Regions from separate parts of the Homo sapiens genome. Here region 1 is linked to region 2. Evidence: chromatin loops called from intact Hi-C (ENCODE). Cell type or tissue: endothelial cell of umbilical vein. All regions are shown on one strand. Each heading gives the region's core, and the rest is flanking DNA. Links, peaks and the distances in the headings are about the cores only.

Region 1 (7,637 bases), core at 1,122-6,121, 170 kb before region 2:
GAGACAGAACTGTGGCAGTGCTGGTACAGGAACACCTCCTAACTCTGAAGTTATTCTGCGTTGTCCTAAAATGGTTGATACATCCACCACTTGACACATAACAAACATTATTATAAACACTTTACACAAATTAACTCATGTATAAAGATTACCTCACAGACGCTGTTGTGCATGTTTGACAAATGAAGAAACTGAGGCACAAACAGCTTAAGTAACTTTCCTGTGATAGGCTGAATAGTGTCCAAAGATGTCCATGTCCTAACCTTTAGAACCTGTGCATTTGTTAACTTATAGAATGAAAAGGCCTTTGCATATGTGATCAAGTTAAGAATTTTTGGATAGAGATATTATCTTGGATTATCTGAGTGGGTCCATTATAGTCACAAAGATTCTTACAAGAATCAGAGAAGGAGATGGAAGCAGAGGCCAGAGTTATGTGATCAGATATTAAGGAGCTTAGGCAGCTTCAAGAAGCTAGAATAAGCAAGGAAATAGATTCTGTCCTAGAACTTCCAGAAGAAATGTCACCTTGACTTTAGCTCAGTGAAACTGATTTCAGACTTCTGGCTTCCAGAATTATAACATAAAAAATTCGTGTTGTTTGTGTTGACTTAAGCCACTACATTTGTGGTAAGTAAAGCAGCGACAAAGAAACTAACACATTGCCCAAGGTTATGATGCTACAAAGTGGCAGGGCCAGGATTAAAACTGAGGCAATCTAGTGCTAGTTCCAGGGATTTAACCACTGTGCTATTTAGGGCCTCTCACAGGCAGAATGAAATTTAACGCTGCAAGCAAAATGGGGGTCTCCTAGGTTTTCCTCTTATGCTGAGAATTCCAGGTCCTGGAGAAGAAGAAAAAGAGAAAGAAAGAGAGAGAGAGAAGGAGTGAGAGAGGGAGGGAGGGAGGGAGGGAGGGAGGAAGGAAGGAAGGAAGGAAGGAAGGAAAGGAAGGAAGGAAGGAAGGAAGGAAGGAAAGGAAGGAAGGAAGGAAGGAAGGAAGGAAGGAAGGAAGGAAGGAAAAGAAACAGCAAAAAAAGAAAGAGGGAGGATGGGAGGGAGGGAAAAAGTAAAAATGATTCTGTATCAGCTGGTATATACCAACACCCTTCCCTGCCCCATGTCTTCACAGCTGTGTGGCAAGTGAAGACTAATGGATCCAGGCTTCCTGATGCTTCTATTTATCATTATTCACTTAGGAAGGGTGGGAAAAGAAATACTAATTACACACTTACCAATGGAATACTTTTACAAGGATCAAAATTTCTCACTGCGGCCATGAAAAAGAATGAGAGCTGGCGGCCATCATGCTTAGCAAAGTAATGCAGGAACAGAAAACCAAATATCACATGTTCTCACTTGCAAGTGGGAGCTAAATAAAGAGATCACCTGGACACTAGGAGGGGAACAACAGACACTGGAACCTACTTGAAGGTGGAGGGTGGGAAGAGGGAGAGAATGAGAAAAAATACCTATTGGATACTATTACCTGGGTGATGAAATAATCTGTACACCAAACCCCCACGACAAGCAATTCACTTATATAACAAACCCGCACATGTACTCCTGAACCTAAAAGTTAAAAGAAAAAAAAATATATACTAAAATGAAAACAATTCTCACTGTAACAATATTATCCCCTCGTAATTATTATATTCCTAAGTTTTAGGCACTTTTACATCCTGCTCGCTGCCCCCAGCTCTCTTAACACAGCATCCAGGACATAGTGGGCGCTTATAAATACTGATGGCATTAAACTGAGCGCTTATGATAGCATATTTAGAGCAGTGCTTTTCAAACGTCTAGGTGCATGTGAATCCCTGGGGACACCGTTAAAATGCAGATTCAGAGTTAGAAAGTCTGGTTGGAGCCTGAGATTGGGCATTTCCACCGAGTTCCCATATGATGCTTGTCTATGTTCTGTATTTTTCAAGGTCTCAGAAAATGAGACCTCCCTATCCATATACAAATATAAGTCACACAAACTGTGATAATTTAATGAAAGTTTACAAAGAGCATAGAAGTAGATGTTTCCTCTTTTCCCCTGCCCTCCCAATAAAGGGAACAAATTAGATGCGAGGGTTCAATGGAAAGAGTTGCAACAGCATCCAGGCGCTCGCTCTCCTCCGGTCTTCCTGAGACAGGGAAAGGGGTAATGAGAGGAAGGAGGAAAGTGTCCAGGAGCTCCCACGCTGCTGTTCTTCCATTTCCAGCTTTTAAAGAGCACCCGCCCCTTCGAACCACCGAGGTCATGGGCGAACACACCGGAGCGCAGCACCGCGCCCCCCCGCACACACCGCCCGCCTCCGCGCCCTTGCCCAGACCGAGGCGGCCGACGCGCCTGCGTGCGCGCTAGGTATAAATAGGTCCCAGGAGGCAGCCACTGGGCAGAACTGGGCTACGGGCGCCGCGGGCCATGGCGGGCGAGAACCACCAGTGGCAGGGCAGCATCCTCTACAACATGCTTATGAGCGCGAAGCAAACGCGCGCGGCTCCTGAGGCTCCAGAGACGCGGCTGGTGGATCAGTGCTGGGGCTGTTCGTGCGGCGATGAGCCCGGGGTGGGCAGAGAGGGGCTGCTGGGCGGGCGGAACGTGGCGCTCCTGTACCGCTGCTGCTTTTGCGGTAAAGACCACCCACGGCAGGGCAGCATCCTCTACAGCATGCTGACGAGCGCAAAGCAAACGTACGCGGCACCGAAGGCGCCCGAGGCGACGCTGGGTCCGTGCTGGGGCTGTTCGTGCGGCTCTGATCCCGGGGTGGGCAGAGCGGGGCTTCCGGGTGGGCGGCCCGTGGCACTCCTGTACCGCTGCTGCTTTTGTGGTGAAGACCACCCGCGGCAGGGCAGCATCCTCTACAGCTTGCTCACTAGCTCAAAGCAAACGCACGTGGCTCCGGCAGCGCCCGAGGCACGGCCAGGGGGCGCGTGGTGGGACCGCTCCTACTTCGCGCAGAGGCCAGGGGGTAAAGAGGCGCTACCAGGCGGGCGGGCCACGGCGCTTCTGTACCGCTGCTGCTTTTGCGGTGAAGACCACCCGCAGCAGGGCAGCACCCTCTACTGCGTGCCCACGAGCACAAATCAAGCGCAGGCGGCTCCGGAGGAGCGGCCGAGGGCCCCCTGGTGGGACACCTCCTCTGGTGCGCTGCGGCCGGTGGCGCTCAAGAGTCCACAGGTGGTCTGCGAGGCAGCCTCAGCGGGCCTGTTGAAGACGCTGCGCTTCGTCAAGTACTTGCCCTGCTTCCAGGTGCTGCCCCTGGACCAGCAGCTGGTGCTGGTGCGCAACTGCTGGGCGTCCCTGCTCATGCTTGAGCTGGCCCAGGACCGCTTGCAGTTCGAGACTGTGGAAGTCTCGGAGCCCAGCATGCTGCAGAAGATCCTCACCACCAGGCGGCGGGAGACCGGGGGCAACGAGCCACTGCCCGTGCCCACGCTGCAGCACCATTTGGCACCGCCGGCGGAGGCCAGGAAGGTGCCCTCCGCCTCCCAGGTCCAAGCCATCAAGTGCTTTCTTTCCAAATGCTGGAGTCTGAACATCAGTACCAAGGAGTACGCCTACCTCAAGGGGACCGTGCTCTTTAACCCGGGTAAGGGTACTGGCCTTAGGCGCCGGCTTTTCCCAGCTCACAAAAGCATCGGGCAGTGCCTATCTAGGGGCGCGGGCAGTAACGAGTTTTCAGTGATCAGGAGAGTGTCGGGGCAAAGGTGAAGAAATCGTGACTAACTCAGCAGAGTTGGGGTGGGGAGCTCCAGGAACCACTTCTGCTGGGTGGGCTGCTATCAGAAACTCAGCCAAGAGGAGGGGAGTTGTTTGTTTAGGTTTGTACTTGGCTCTCTACACATTTCTTACCATAGAAAAGTTTGTGCCTTCATGGGAAATGGTTATTCTTTCTTCTTTAGCTTTCTTTTAAGTCCAGAGCATATCTTTTTCTAAAAAAAGTTTTTGCTCACTGAAGATTCTGCAACATCGATTTCTGAAACCCCATTCTGAAATTTACTAGAACCTTTTTTGGGGGGAGGAAATCTATTAAGGCTAGCAAAAAAGGAAACATTTGTTAAAGGGTCCCATAGAGAGACTATTCCCTAGGGACACACAAGACACTAGATGTAGTGTTTCATGGGCCTGCCTCTGAATGGTTATTTGTATGGTCCTAAGCATCTGGACTATCCCTTCCTCCAAATCTCTGTGAATAATATCAGGTTGGCAAAGGGATAGGGAAAAAAGACACATTAGGGACTGAGAGCAGGAGCACTGTATTTTAGAATTCAAAGAGACTTTAGAGACCTGCTAATCAACCCCCTTTGCTCTGTAGCCTCCCCCCACCCCATTTTACTGAGTAGGTAGATGTGTCCCAAGGTCCCAAGTAAATGGTTGGTGTGTTGTGGCACCTGAGGGTCCTGTCTTCTGGGCCCAGTGGGATATTGGCTGCACTAAACTTTCAGGTTGTCTGTTGGGTGCTGGACACACTGTCCCACAGAGTGCAACCAAATCACTGGAGGAACGTCTCCCTGGACAGCCAGGCACCTTGTCTTGGGTGTTTCTCACTATTAGAATCATCTTCAACCAGCGTCCTTTCAAAATGATTGAAGTGGGAACAAAATTTTCCAGGCAACTTGAGTTGGGATAGTTTTTATAATGCTCCTTTTGTATCTTTTTTCCCTGGTGCTGGAATCTCTGATTAAGTCCCTGCCCCCTGCCTAGCATTTTTGAGGGTGCATAGATCAGTATTTGGTGGGATAATAATTTGTTCAAACCTCACGTTTCATGACGTAGAGACCTCAGCTCACCCCAGTGTCTATTATATGTTACCTTTTTGCTTATACCATTGTTTTCCAAACTTGCCTGTGCATAAGAAGTACTTGTGTGTGTGTGGTTGGGGGTGGGAGGGAGTAGATAAAAGTCTTTCTAGGCTCCTGCCTTATATATTCTGATTCAGTAGCTCTGGCCCAGGGTCTGCAAATCTGCATTCATAATAAGTGTCGCAGATGATTCTTAAGATTATTTGGAAAACAGTCTTCTTATTCCTTCAGCCAGTGTTACTAATCATCCACTATGTTCCTCGTCCTGTTGGGATATAAAGGTGAGAGGGGCTCAGCTTCCAGAAATTTACATTCCATTAGTTTCAGTATCAACAGTTTCCCTTGACTCTGTTTTATATACTTTTAACACACACACACACACACACACACACACACACACACACATTCTTCCTTATTCTTGATTGACTTTTCCTAATCCTCTCTCAATATGAGTTTAACCAGCTAAGCTGAGTGTGTTTGAAACACAAATGTACCTATATTTGGGAGAAAGGTAATGCCTATTAAGAGTGTGGCCTCTCTTTGCTGTTTATCCTTTGTATGTCCCATATATAAATTTAAATACATTATATATATAGGTTCAAACTTAAGGAGATATAAAACTGTGGAGTCCATTTGCATTTTCTCTTCCCTGACCTTATTTTGAAGGCCAGTTTGTGTGTCTCTGTGTGGGGGGGAACCACTTGGGTGGGGAGAAGGTGGAGGGGTATATTGTGAACACAGAGAAAAGTAATGTGGCATACACAAGATGAAGTTTTCACAAGCCATGAATCTAGACCTAGAGAAGCTTCAGATTTCTGGTGGAGTTTCATGCAAGCCTCTTCCTACTTTCATCGATGGAATTCAAACACAACAAAATTGGGTCTTAAGCCTGGATCTCAAGCTGTAGATAGAAGGGGATGATAATGTGTGGACTAGAGTAATCAGAACTGGAATATGGATTAAAATGGTTGCTTTATTTTTGTTCTTATTTATGAGATTTGATATTCGCCCATAATAGGAGTGCCTCTCGCTTATTACCATTATTATTTTTTTAAAGAACACTGGTTCTGCTGCTCTGTGATGATTGGCATGGTGCTTTTAAAATACTTTTCTGTTGAATTTTTTAGGAAAAGGGAAGGAAAATGATTGCAATCATCATTAACATCATTTAAACCAAGTGGTCAACTGCTAATTACTTGAATACAAGTTAAAGAACTTTGCAACGATATTATCATCATGGAAGATCAAAGGACCTTCAAAAGCAGCCTCCTCTTATTACTTTCCTTATAAAAACTTACATCCACTTAAACTTTCCTGCATTTATTTCTTTCACTTTTACTTCGGTATCACACTATACTGCAAAAGGTCATGTGTTTTCTATTACAAAAGTTATTCTTGAATCATGGTACAATTCGTGATGTTTTCATGTTTACTTTTTAAACTTTTAATGACTATAAGAATTTTCAAAAACTTCTTACTTTAATATTTTTGAAAAGAGCCTTTTTGAACACTCATTAGAATCATTCTTTTATTTTTTTCAAAATCTTCCCCAATACAGAAATCATGGTGCAATGAGCTAAGTGGCCAGTGTTAGCTTTCAAATTATTCGGGCCTCTAGACTAATATTGGCCTGCAGGCAAATAGGTAAAATGAAACTGTGCGTCAAAGTTTGTGGCTGTGAAGTTTACCACCATTGGCTGAACGATCAGTGTAATGATGGAAAGTTCAAAGAAGAATGGTAAAAACATTTGTCTCATGGCAACACTTCTTGTTTATCATGGCTTGTTTCTCATAGGTAAAGTGCCCACCTCTTGAAATATCATGAACTTCTTCATATTTGCATAGAAAGTGAACTGGAGTGATGATTCATTAAACCGTATTCTACTGTCATATTAAATTGTGTGCGTTTGTTGGCTCATGGCCAGTGTATTTGCAAACGTGTGCATAGAAACATAGTAAATATTAAGTAAGATCACATGATGTTTCATTCTTGGACACGTTGCTTCTGAAAACGTAGACTGGTTTGGCCTTTTACCCTTTTAACCGGGAAGCTTTGGGTCTTGTTTAATTGGGATGAAACAGAAATGGCTATTTTTAAAAAGCTAGCAAAGGACTCTGTGGTGAGCTGTTTTATAACAAAGAGATTTTTCTCCCTCCAGACGTGCCGGGCCTGCAGTGCGTGAAGTACATTCAGGGACTCCAGTGGGGAACTCAGCAAATACTCAGTGAACACACCAGGATGACGCACCAAGGGCCCCATGACAGATTCATCGAACTTAATAGTACCCTTTTCCTGCTGAGATTCATCAATGCCAATGTCATTGCTGAACTGTTCTTCAGGCCCATCATCGGCACAGTCAGCATGGATGATATGATGCTGGAAATGCTCTGTACAAAGATATAAAGTCATGTGGGCCACACAAGTGCAGTAGTGCAGTTCACCATGAGGGAAGAATAAAGAGCTGTGGGCAAAAGAGTGTAAAATATTTTAAAATAAACTTTCTTAATATTTTTACATGCAGAGTATTTTTGTATTCAATTAAAGAAATAATTTTATTCCAGACAGTCACAAATTTCTCTGTTCCATAGTTAAAGAAGACATTTGCCAACAGGTAGCATAGCTCTGTACATCTTTTAAAAAAAAAATAGCAGGGTACTAGTATAATAAGCTATTTTCACAAGTGTAGCAATTTCATGGAACCTGCTCAAATCAAATTTGTACATATTGTTATAATAAATTTTAAGGTCTTAACTATTAACTTGATTGAAAAAAGCTTCAGCAGGGTTTAAGTAAGGCCTCAAAAACTATTAAAACCTAGCCAACATAAGCAAAAAGTATCT
Region 2 (7,637 bases), core at 1,315-6,314:
ATGTCACTGCTCTGCCATTGACCAGCTATGTGACCATGCATGTAATGATCATAATGACTGACATATCAATATATATTCCCTCTCAATGATTACTCCAAATCAAATGTGTCCAACTCTGACTGCACACTAGAAATACCTTTGTATCTTGCTAATGCTTCACCTACCTTTAATGATACCAGGGTGGAGAGCCTCTGGTTTAAATTGATCATTGTTATGACTGTTTCGTTAATCACCTCATTGTTGGTGATTGGTCAATGAAGCTCAATAGCAAATTATAGCTAATTCTTATTGAGTGCTCACTGTATCAGTTAGCCTTAATTAATATTTGGTACATAACAAACCACCCCCAAAACTGAGTGACTTTATTTATTTCACAATTCTATGGGTTGGCTGTGAGGCTCTACAGGTCTGGGCTGACTTGGCTAATCTGGACTGAACTTGCTCAGGTATCTGTGGTCAGCTGGATGGATGACTGGTGACTGGTTAGTCCAGGATGGCTTCATTCGTATGTCTGGTTGTTGGACAGAGCAACAGAAGCAGTGTGTCTTTCCTCTCCAGCAGGCTGCCCTGGGCTGCTTCATATGACGGTGTTCAGAGTAGCAAGAAAAGGCAAGCCCCCAATAAGCAAGTGCTTTGCATAACTCTGCTTATGTCATGCCTACTATCCTTTCATTGGCCAAAGCAAGTTACATGGCTGAGCCCAAAGTCAGTGTGGAAGGGACCCAAGGATGTGAATACGTGGAGACTTGAACAAATACTACAACAATCTACTATATACATTACGTGCCAACTAATATTCTAAGCTCTATACAAATAATAACTTATGTAATACCTCAATTAGGTAGAATAAAATGTACTTATTCCACCTTACAGTTGAGGAAAATTCGGCACAAAAAGGTTAAGTAACTTGTCCAAGAAAGGCTACACAGCTGCTAAATAGCAGCATTGTTATTCTAATCCAGTCAGTCTGGTTCTAGATTTCATGCTCAGAATCACAACATACATAGCTGAGGGGTGTTAGGAAAACCTCCTCACTCTCATGTAGAAGACACAGGAAGAGACAGTCCTGCTCTTTCTCTGGACATTATCGTGTGTGGAAGTGAGGCCTGGTGCTGGGGCAGTCATCTTGTCAATACACAGTAGAGTCCAGGGCCAAGAGAACTGTCAACAGCCAGAGTTCTGTGACTCTGTGATAAAGTCCATCCTGTTTCTGGTTATGTGAGATAGTAAAACTCCTTTTTGTATGCATCAGGGTGAGTCAAAACTTTTGATTACTGATTGTGGCAGAGGGTCTACACAGCGGTAAAAAGATTAAACGTTGGGAGATGTTTAGCTTTGCTTTTGTATTAGTTTTCTGTTGCTGCTGTAACAAATTACCACAAACTTAGCAGTTTACAACAACACACATTTATCATCTTCCAGTTCTCTGGGCTTCATGTTCAACACGGATCTCACTGGGCTAAGATCAAGATGTAAGTAAGAACTTCACTCCTCTCTGGAGCCCTGAGGGGAAAATCTGTGTTCTTCCTTTTTCCAGCTTCTAGAGACCATCAGCATTCTTTGTCTTGGGGTTCCCTTCCTCCGTCTTCAAAGTCAGCAAAGGCAGGTTGAGTCATTCTCACATCTGTCTTTCTGACCCTTCTGTCATTGCATCTCTCTCTGACCGCAGCCCATGAAAATTCTCTGCTTTTAGGGACTCATTTGATTAAATTGGGTCCACCAGATACTGGAATGATCTCTATCTTAAGGTCTCTGACAAACCCTTGATCAGATATTTAAGGTCCCTTTTGCCACGTAAGGTAAGATCTCACAGTTTCTGAGAATTAGAACATGGATATTTTGGGAGACCCATTATTCTGCCTACTACAGTTCTCTTGGCAATTGTATTTACTGAGCAATGCATGTATATACTGACACTTTTAATCTTAAAAATATACTTTAAAATTTCTAATCGTGAAGCTAACAGACATTAAATGCATAAAATCTTGAATGCACTAGAAAGCACAAAGGAAATTGTAAAATTATCCATAACCTTCTATCCAGAACTAAGCACAATAGCACTTTGGCATATATCCTTTAGCCTCTGTGCATATATTTTTTGACAAATGGATGCATATTGTATACATCTACACTATCTTCTCTTTTCACTTACCACTAAATTATGAGCATGTAAAAATTGTCTTAATTTGAATGGCTACATAGCATTCCAGCATGTAGACAGAACTGACATGATTTACTTAAGGAATCCTTTATTGCTGGACATTTATACTGCTGCTGAACTTTCACCCTTATCAATAGCAAACATTCTTGCACATATATTTGTACACAAATAGTTGGGCACATTCTTTAAGACTAGAATAAGTAGTGATAACATCTTGGTTTTAGAGTCTGAGTTACTAGAAATGGAATTTTACAAGTTTTAAAGGTCCTTACTGTCATGATTCTCAAAGTAGGGTACTAGAATCACCTGGAATTCTTCTGAAAATGTGGGTTCCTGAGCATGACCTATATATACTTAGACTCTGTGTGACGAGAATTGAGGTTCTGCATTTTTAAACAACCTCCCCATGATTGTTATTTACACTCAGCAATATCTAATTCTACTTCCAACTTTTCCTTTTCCTGAAATCTGTGGACACCTACATGCAATGACAGTTATTTAAATATCATGTCCCCTATAATAACTTGCAAAGCAATCTGGGAAAAAATGTGTGTGATATGAAAGATATGAGAGCCATTTTCTCTGTCCTGTTCTCAAAATTTGTCCAGTTTGTTGCTTAGAGGCTAAATTTTCATAGCTTGCCACCCTCAATCAGAGTGCTTTGCTTTTTTACTTAAGAATGTCTAACAAATGAAAAAGCACATATTAAAATCAGGTTTTTCTGTACACAGATAGCTCATTCTGAGGGATGATTAGAAGCTTCATTGTGTATTGGTTATATACTATATCCTTCTTAAGTACATTATGTTTTTTTTTTTTTTTAATTTTCACAATGGCCCAAAAGAAGTAGCTATTCTCCCCAATCTGCCGATGAAGAGACAAACACATAGGGGGTTAAGTAATGTTCCCAAGGTCTCACAATTCATAAACAGTGAAATACTGAAGTGAAAGTAATGGCACCAGATAGGAACAAGTTGAAAGCATGGAGTCTGTACCACATCTTGTGTTTCTATTCAGGCTTTAAACTTGTTCCTATCTGGTGCCATTAATTTCACTTCAGTATAATCAATATTAAAATAGTAAGAGCTACCACTTTATGGCATGCACTCTCAGTGCTAATCATTATATCCACTAACATTTTATTTGATCCTCGCAGAAAGGCCCTGAGGTATTGTTTTTATAATATCATTTAGGAAACCAAACTCAAAGGAGTCAACTACTTTTTCTGAGGTGGCACAGCTAGCGAATGGCAGAGCTAGAATTCAGCACACATCTCTCTTACTCTAAACCCCAAGGTATTAACCACTGTTTTATTCTAATATTAGATACTATATCATTAAACTAAAACATCTTTGGGACACATGGTGTGTTAGGCAATCATCAGTAAATATTCTTGTTCCACTTAATAGCATAGAAAGAATTAGCAAGAATGGCAGACAGGACTGGTCACAGAAGGGGAAAAAAAAAACTACAGGGGAGGACATGAGTAGAGTTTTGCATGGAAATATTCCTGATACTGATCCCCAAGCAGAAGGTCCTTACTCTGAAGATGCTGCTGAACTCTGGTTCCCCGGTTCAGAAAAACAAGCGCTTTAAAACTGTACTCTGAAGCCAGTTCCCATCCTCACACTGAGGTTTCTAACATCTCAGTCCAACCCCTGGAGATCCGGCTGTCTCAGGCAAACATGCCCTGTGAATTAGCCCTGAATGTGTCATGGAAAGTCTTATGTGAATAACCAAAGCCCTTCAAGTGGAGGTTCAGCCAGAGATGAAGAAGCCACATTCTTGAAATCTGCCATTTATCATGGGAAAAATGGTGCCCAGGCACGGTTAAAGTGCCTTTACTGTCCTTCTCAAAGCAAATGAAAATTCAAAAATCAGTCAGGATATTTAACAAGTACTTTATATGCTATATACAAAATGGAGTATTAGGAGACTCTACTGATTCATGTTTTTTGTGCTAAATCATCTAAAGGAAAGGCAAGACAAGAGCTAAGTGTGAGGAGAATTGAAGAAATGTGTTGTGAAAAAAAGAGCACTAAAAAAACTTATTATTATGTTAGAATGGGATGGAATGGAATGGAGGTAAGGGGCTATAGCTTGCCATAAATGAGTAATTATCACGATGAAAATGTTTTGGAGTCGCCATGTTTTTTTTTTTTTTGCTAATAATTTTTTTTTTGCTATTTATTTTAATAAATGTTATCTAGTTATTGGATGGAATTTTCTTTTTTTTAATTATACTTTAAGTTCTAGGGTACACGTGCACACCGCGCAGGTTTGTTACATATGTATACATGTGCCATGTTAGTGTGCTGCACCCATTAACTTGTCATTTACATTAGGTATATCTCCTAATGCTATCCCTCCCCCCTCCCCTGGAGTCGCCATGTTAGTGAAGACTAAGAACCCAGATTTCAGAGCAGAAGCAGAACTCTGGGGCCACCTAGAGGTACTTCTTAAAAAATCACATGGATTTCAGTTGAGTGTTTTGTTCATTGTACTTCACAGCTTTTGGAGCAATATGTAACTAGTTGGATGAAGCTACTTAAATCAAAGGTTGCATAGAAACCCAGGTTCTCCTATAGGTAAAATTTTCCTTACTATTAAAGTAGTAGAGTTTGGAGTGTTGAAAGGGTTTTCACAAAATTTTTAAAGAAAAGGTTGGTGGCTACTTGTGGTTTTATGGTCTTAGACTAGACCAACTCTGAGAGACCAAAAGCTTCCAAGTAAGTAAAAATGGGTTTCTATGATCTTGAACAAAACTGAAAAATTCAGAAATTTCTCTGAAAATTTCTCTGGAAATAACCCTTCCTATTTTGTCAAGAGGTAGAATATTCTATAGATTGGTGCTAAGCCAAGATTTTCCAACGTGGTTGATGTATTGAGTAAGGAGGTTAGGCCTGAATGATTTCACAGACCATTTGCTACTACAAAACAAAGTTCATGAGAATTACTGGAAAGAATAGCATTCTTTTGATGAAAATCTGCTGATTTGAGGTCTACTTTCAAAATTTTAATACTTCATCCATCCAAAGTAAAATATACATTCTTATCATCCTTGAGATTGATACTATTATTGATGGGAGAGTAATCTAATGGGAAGAAAATTGGCTTCTAGGGACAGTTTTACAAGTATGTATCTTTAGAGTTGTTACTTGGTGTGTCAGTTCACCTGGGTTGGAACTGCATTTCCAATATTTCCTCTCCCTTGTGGCTAGGGTTGGCCCCAAGAGAAACTTACGTGAGATTAAGGAGGTGCAAGTGAGCAGCCTTTATGACCTAAAGGCCAGCGCAGGGCTTCAAGCACTGCTATTGCTCACGCATATCGTTGCCTATCTGCTGGCTCACTTTGTTGGTTCCAGCATCCACCAGGTCTTAACTTGTTCAGCTTCCACCAGGTCGTGCCCTTCAGTTTCTCCAAGACTTGAGCCAAGGATGTGTATAATTCTATGGTAAAGGATACTGTCTCCTTTTTCAGGTTATTTATATTATTAAGGTTGGAGTTAGTGGGAGACAGTTTGTCCTGGTGGGTTCCAGTTTGTTTGCGAAAGTTCTAGTTTGTCTTCTCCCACTCTTTCATCTCAGGTCCAGCTTTGCTTCCTGGTTGCTGATTCTGCTGACCCACAGTGACCTTGGACTCACCACCAGACATGAAAGCAATAGCTTTGCATAGACTTCTTCAATTGCCCAAGGTCTAATACATGGAAGAAAACCATTATTTCATGTTCTGCTTCTTCAATCAAACCCTAACTGATACATTTGATGTTATAGGGCCTCAATTCTATAAATTCTTGAATCTACAAAATGGAACAAGGATACCAAAAGACATCTTAGTTTCCTTCCTCTATTAATTACCAAAACTTTTATCTCTTGTTAAGAGTTCCTATAATAATTTTGACAAAGGTAAAAGTCTTTCAAAACACTATTAATATGTTGTTGCATTCAGTCATTACTATTATACATTGAGAATAATTATTCATTAAGTAAATGGTTACTTTTCTTCTCGTTATGATAATAGCTAACATTTATTGAGTACTTACCATATGGCAGGCACTGTGCTTTATTTACATGGGTTAATATCACTTAATCCTAACAATAACCCTGCAAGGGAGATAATGCTCCATTTCATAGATGAGAAGCAAGGCTTAGGAGGAGGAAGTCAGATGTTCAGTAAATGATAGAGCTTAGATTTAAATTCAAGACACATGAAGCAGAGCCCATGCTCTCATGCTATTTACAGAGAGTAACATTCCTGAAATTATAGTTCCTGTCTTCGAGAAGCTTACCTTATAATAGGAAACACCGGAAGTAAATTCTTATAATTCAATAATGTAATTCTATCATATTTGAGTACACATCAAGACATACAAATCAGACATTGAGGCTTAGAGGAATTAATGTTGGAGTTGAACTATGAATGACAAAGTTGGATTTACTTAGGAAAAAAGGGAAGGAAAAGTATTCTAGGTAGATAAACTGCATAGGAAAAGGCATAGCTATAAGAAGCAGCTTGTCACATACAGGGATATTCTGAAATAATGGCCAGAGACAAAGATGTGAGGGTGAAGGGAGATCGGGGAGAGGCAAGGCCAAAGAGGGAAGAAGGGGCCCCATTTTTGTGTGCTGATCTAAGAATTTTAAATGTTGTCATAATTCTATGTGGAATCATTAAATACTTTTTCAGAGTCAAGGTGGCATAGATTTGCATTTTAGAAGCCTTAAGACTCTGGCAGCAGCATAGAGGATGTTTTGGAGTTGGAGGAGACTGGATACAGGGAAAAGATCAAACTTGGGTAAGGCATGAGGAAATGGGGATGTGGACTGTTTCAAATCGAGGTAGTATTGGCCTGGGGATTGTGTCTTGTCCCTTCTTGACATCTTGACTTTGGTCCAGGCCAGTCTGCAACTGATGGCTGAACCTTCCTTGCTGTTCTGAAACCCATAACTGGAAGTTGGTAAGCATCCCTTGAGATTCCTCAAAAAAACTTTGCTGGTGTCAAAATTGATATGAGAGTGTCATGGTTTGAATGTGTCCCCTCCAAAATTTAGGTGTTGAAACTTAATGGCCAATGTGATAGCAGTAAGAATTGGGGCCCTAAAAGATGATTAGTTCATGAGGGCTCTTCCCTTTATGAATGGGTCAAAGGTCTTAATAAAAGAGGCTTCAACCAGCATTCAGCTCTCACTTGCTCTTCCACCTTCCACTTTGCACCATGTAAATGTCAGAGGTATGTGAACCAGAGCAACTCCATCTTAAATAGTAGCTGGGTAAAATGAGGCTGAAACCTACTGGGCTGCATTCCCAGACGGATAAGGCATTCTAAGTCACAGGATGAGATACGAGGTCAGCACAAAATACAGGTCATAAAGACCTTGCTGATAAAACAGGTTGCAGTGAAGGGGCCAGCCAAAACCCACCAAAACCAAAATGGCGATAAGAGTGACCTCTGGTCATCCTCACTGCTACACTCCC

What was found. Hi-C counts contacts between places; a loop is a spot of excess contacts. Peaks named below come from ENCODE experiments on the same cell type or tissue, not always from the same donor. Only the 100,000 strongest peaks of a DNase experiment are listed, where the experiment ranks them.
Region 1: a loop joins it to region 2, with 4 times the contacts of the local background. A loop is called at or near these places in 2 of 110 quality-filtered maps.

The regions. Positions count from the first base shown.
Region 1 is chrX:30,304,142-30,311,778 of GRCh38, reverse strand. NR0B1 (nuclear receptor subfamily 0 group B member 1) reads left to right here and starts at 2,389. Exons shown (of 2, transcript NM_000475.5): 1 at 2,389-3,583; 2 at 6,956-7,573. The coding sequence starts at 2,416. The coding sequence ends at 7,200. RefSeq lists a cis regulatory region at 821-1,174, promoters at 2,096-2,415, 833-2,415 and an enhancer at 2,680-3,180. In endothelial cell of umbilical vein, for the core only: CTCF peaks have their summits at 3,142 (motif pointing left) and 3,345 (motif pointing right); no DNase peak of the experiment used is centred there; H3K4me3 peaks cover 215 bases; H3K27me3 peaks cover 1,008 bases.
Region 2 is chrX:30,139,110-30,146,746 of GRCh38, reverse strand. No RefSeq gene overlaps it. Among named protein-coding and RNA genes, the nearest start is that of MAGEB2, 73 kb to the left of the region's middle. RefSeq lists an enhancer at 1,061-1,355. In endothelial cell of umbilical vein, for the core only: no CTCF peak of the experiment used is centred there; no DNase peak of the experiment used is centred there.